Regions from separate parts of the Homo sapiens genome. Here region 2 is linked to region 1. Evidence: read pairs that join two places in POLR2A ChIA-PET (ENCODE). Cell type or tissue: A673. All regions are shown on one strand.

Region 1 (2,500 bases):
CATATGTGGAAGCCAAAAATAAAGTTGATCTCATAGAAGTAAAAGTAGAATAGAGAATACTAGAGGCTGAGTAGGGTAGGGAAAGGAGGGGAACAGGAAGAGATTTGTTAAAGGAGATAAAATTACAATTAGACAGGAGGAATAAATTCTAGTGTTCTACACCATTATAGGATGACCATAGCTAACAATAATATAGTTTCAAACAGCTAGAAGGAGAATATTGCATGTTCGCAACACAAAGAAATGATAAATGTTTGAGAGAACTGATATGCTAATTATCCTGATCTGATCACTATACACTGTCTGTATCACACCATCACTATGTACCCCATAAAATATGTGTAAATATTATGTGTTAATACAAAAAAAGACCAAAAAAACCAAATACAAGAAGTAAACAAAGTAAGCATTACCAATAGGTGAACAACCTGACATATGCCTCCTAAAATGATGCAATACAAAGTACCCTGTATCATGTAGGTTGTATTCTTGCCAAAATGTGAATCTAATTACAAGAAATAATCGGACAATCTAAAATGTAAGAAATCCTATAAGACAACTGGCTTTGAGTCTCCAAAAAAGTTGGTATCATGAAAAAGAATTTTCTACATTACAATGTTCTACTTTAAGACAGATCAAAGAGATGTAACAATCAAAAGCAATGTCTTTTGATTGAATAAACCTTGATTGAATCCTTGGTCCAGAAAATCAGCAAAAGCTCATAAATGGATTAAATGGTATTTCACTATTGTTTCTATGAACATTTCTTTTATTATTCTTATAGCTTCCTGTTTTCACACTCAGCTATTGGTATCCAGTTATAAGATATAAAGATCAAACGTTCTGATGACTATCGGCATGGTAACTAGGACAACATACAAGCATCTCTTGTTCCCCACACCACTTTGCCTTTTCTGATTTCTGTGACCACCACTACCCACCTACCCTGTTCAGAATTCTCTCAAGCTCGTAGACTGCTTGTAGGGCCCCGACTTCCAGAACCCTCAGCTGGCAGAGTAAGAGGTGAATCACGGCCCGGGGACAAGTCAGCATGTGGCAGTTTAAACAAGAGCCCCGAAGCAGCAGGTACAGCTTCTGAAGAGAGGGAATAAAAACAAACAGGATATTAGAAAGAGACACAGTAGCCATGGTGATTTTCGGTATACTCACAAGTTTCTTTATGTAGTCAGTCTATTCCTTTAAAAACTCTACTTCAGCCTACATGCTTAGAAAGGCCTTTGTTATCTTAAGAACCAGATAAATATTACCCTCTATTTTCTTTTAAGGTTTTATTTTAATCCATTTAGATTTGAAATTTACTTTGGGCGTACAACCTGAGGTAGAAAAATATCTTTATTTTATTCCAAGATTTAATTAAGAGACTTCTCAGCCAGGTGCGGTGGCTCATGCCCGTAATCCCAGCATTTTGGGAGGCCAAGGTGGGCAGATCACTTGAGGCCAGTTACTTGAGGCCAGGAGTTTGAGACCAGCCTGGCCAACATGATGAACCTGTCTCCCGTAATTTTTGTAAAAATACAAAAATTAGCTGGGCATGGTGGTGCGTGCCTGTAATCCCAGCTACTAGGGAGGCTGAGGCACAAGAATCACTTGAATCCAGGAGGCAGAGGTTACAGTGAGCCAAGATCGTGCCACTGCACTCCAGCCTGGGAGACGGAATGAGACACTGTCTTAAAAAAAAAAAAAAAAGACACTTCTCTTTAACACGATTAACAGACAAAAATCATGTCCATGTATACCAACATATGTGTAGCTTAAAAAAAAAAATCCTGGAGGTGAGGTTAGCTGAAATAAAAAGCTGAAAATGTACCAGCATGACTCTAAACAGGAGCTTCATTCTGACCTCACTGTTGGGCTTTCTGGGGCTTTGCTTCTCCTGCCACCACACAAGTGCCTATAGAGACACCTGAAGGGCTCAGGGAGACCCTGAGAACACTGAAGTTCTCTCTATTACCAGGCAGGTGCCACTGAGATTTCTGAAGAGCACAAAGCCCCTGCAACAAAAGGTGTAGGGAATGAATCTGAACTCTCCCCGACCCTCCACGCAAACGGAATCAGGCTGTGGCTCTATTCAACTGGAATCAAACTGATATTCATTTATTTAGGGCCACAGGGTAAGTTGAAGTTATTGTATTTGGCTCAAAACTTCAAAATCTCATTCTACAGAATGCTTTCATTGGAGTGCCTGGGGCTTAACCTCCTTAGACCACTCTTGTGGGAGAGAGGCAGCACTCACAAATCCCACCAGCAGCCCGGAGACCCACACAACTAAGGCAGCACTTACATCGAAGAGGAGAGGGTTATACACTGTGAGTGGGAGCTCAATGTGGCCCAGGTGCCCAGAACAGTTGCTGAAGTCCTGCACGCAGGTGGAGCACACCTCTTTGGAATCTGCAGGGCCCAAAGCTAAATCGTACAGGCCGTTTGCCGATGGGTTCCCCAGGCTGTCCAGGTATCGAGGGTTCGTAATGGATTTAACACT
Region 2 (2,500 bases), 86 kb after region 1:
TAGAGTAAAATCTTCCTCATACTTCTTTCCCCAGCCACCCCATGCTTGCCATAGGCAACTGACACTGTCAGTTTCTTATTTATCCAGAGACATTTTATGTATATTTATTCAAATGTGCATATTCTCCTGACTTTCCCCACCTTTACACAAATGATACCATAATATACACGCAATTCTCTATTAAAGTTCAAGGATATATATTTTAAATCACTGTATATCAGTACGTGAAAAGCTTCCCAAGGGATTTCATGATTTGGTATTCCATTGTTACTTAATGTTTAATTGTTAACCAGCCCCTATTGAGGGACACTGAGGTTTTTTCTAAATTTTTGTTAAAATAAATAATGCTACCTGAGTAACACTGTATACACAATTTTGGGTCTATTCTTAAAAGTAAAATTTGCCACGTTGATTAATACTGCCAAATTAGCCAAACTGCCCTCTAGTAATATGAAAGTATGTTTTCCCACATTTTCTCCAACACACTGTATTGTATCATTTTTTTTTCATCATTGACAATCTGAGGGGTGAAAATACAGAAATAGAGTGTTTCAAGCATATAAATAATTTTTTTTTTAAGAGACTGAGTCTTGCTCTGTTGCCAAGGTTGTGGAATGCAGTGGTATGATCATAGCTCACTGTAACCTCTAACTCCTGGGCTCAAGTGATCCTCCAGCCTCAGCCCCCTGAGTAGCTGGGACTACAGGCACATGCCCACCATACCCAGCTAATATTTTTGTTCTTGTTTTTTATAGAGCCAGGTCTGCTATGTTACCCAAGCTAGTTTTGAACTCATGGCCTCAAGCAATCCTCCTACCTTGGCCTCTCAAAGCACTGAGTAATTTTTATTTACATAATTTATATATTAATACGTTTGTTATTGTTAATATAATAATTATAATTACACTGCTATTTAATACCACTAAGTTTAGGGTGGTCTGTTACACAGCTACAGATAACCAAACATATGTTTATACCTAGAAGAGGGGTGCTACTGCAACAAAACATAAACACGAGGTCATGACTTTGGGACTGGTGTTGGGGGCGGCAGAAGCTGAAGAACCTTGAAGAGACTGTGAGCAGAAGCCTAATGGCCTTCCAGAGCCTGTTGGTGAGGGCTTAAAGAAAAGCAAAAAAAAAAAAAAATTTTGGAACCTGGAGGAAAAGATATTCTTGTTATGTAGTGACAGAAGTTTATCAAAACTGTCATCTGTAATGACAGACATGGAAAATAGAAAATTAAGTATAGCTGTAGCTACACCTAATGAACTGACGTACTTGGCTAAAGAGTTCCAAGTAGGCCAGGCGCGATGGCTTACGCCTGTAATCCCAGCACTTTGGGAGGCCGAAGCGGGCGGATCACAAGGTCAGGAGATTGAGACCATCCTGCTGAACATGGTGAAACCCCGTCTCTACTAAAAATACAGAAAATTAGCCGGGCGTGGCAGTGTGCGCCTGTAGTCCCAGCTACTCGGGAGGCTGAGGCAGCATGAACCCGGGAGGCAGAGCTTGCAGTGAGCCGAGATTGCGCCAGCCTGGGTGACAGAGCCAGACTCTGTCTTAAAAAAAAAAAAACAAAAGAGTTCCAAGTATAGTGTTCATCACAAGCGCTAACTGGTTTCTTTTAGCTGAGTATGATAAGGACAGAGATAAGCATTAAAAAACAAAACAAAAACCTGTTTTGCTTTCAAGCAAAATTTAAAGGAAATATAAAAGAGTCAGGATTTGGTGGGTTCAAAAATAAAACTGCTTATTGTTTTCAAATAGATTCTCAAATAGAGAAGGGCTTCAAGCCAAAGATCAAATCTAGTGTGTGACCAAAAGATACTTTGAGATCTCAAAAAGATCTAAGGAGGTGCCCCTCAGAGAGTCTTTTTACCTTGAGGAAAAGGCCCTCTAAGAATCATAAGGATGTGTTTCCCAGATTCTATTGAATCAATAAGGTTACTCAGAACATTAAAGGTGTTACCTACAGCAGCCTCACAGGAAGCCCAAAATGGAGAAGGGCTTATCTTGATAAGATGTGTATCATGCATCTAATGAAGAAAATCCCATTAAGATTCACAGGAAACCCACAAACTTGTTGAGAATTGTGTCAATAAAAAACATGCTGGCTTATATTTAAAGTGAAAAAGAGGACAAAATGAAAAGAAGCTTCTAGACAAACTTCTACAGACAGGAAGTAGGCTGTGAAACAATTCAGCTGTAACAGACAACATATTCTGGAAACGGAAGAATAATTCAAGTGTAAAACCAGGAGCCCAAAGGGTAGAACCAAGAGCTGAGGAGAATCATTCCCAAGCAGTAGGACTGAGCTCTCATCAAGGAATTAGAAACATAGGGCCAGCTGAATTTTACACTTGTTATGGAATGGTGACTGCTGTGTGCCTCTTAGTTTCTGCCTTTTTGAATAGGAGTGTCTAGAGTGATTATCCTGTGTCTGTCATACCACCATATGCTGAATGTATGGGGAGCAGATAATTTGTCTCTTTAGTTTACA

Evidence for each region. ChIA-PET counts read pairs that join two places held together with the same protein. Peaks named below come from ENCODE experiments on the same cell type or tissue, not always from the same donor. Only the 100,000 strongest peaks of a DNase experiment are listed, where the experiment ranks them.
Region 2: POLR2A ChIA-PET joins it to region 1 with 6 read pairs; 22 of 35 experiments call an interaction of 5 or more read pairs at or near these places.

What each region holds. Positions count from the first base shown.
Region 1 is chr2:86,097,666-86,100,165 of GRCh38, forward strand. It overlaps POLR1A (RNA polymerase I subunit A), which reads right to left. Exons shown (of 34, transcript NM_015425.6): 2 at 2,303-2,500; 3 at 946-1,095. It overlaps LOC124907852 (a long non-coding RNA gene), which reads left to right and starts at 2,058. Exons shown (of 2, transcript XR_007087121.1): 1 at 2,058-2,132. In A673, no CTCF peak of the experiment used is centred here; no DNase peak of the experiment used is centred here.
Region 2 is chr2:86,183,608-86,186,107 of GRCh38, forward strand. All of the region lies in intron 1 of IMMT (inner membrane mitochondrial protein), which reads right to left. Among named protein-coding and RNA genes, the nearest start is that of MIR4779, 8.2 kb to the right of the region's middle. In A673, no CTCF peak of the experiment used is centred here; no DNase peak of the experiment used is centred here; H3K4me3 peaks cover 366 bases; H3K27ac peaks cover 1,500 bases.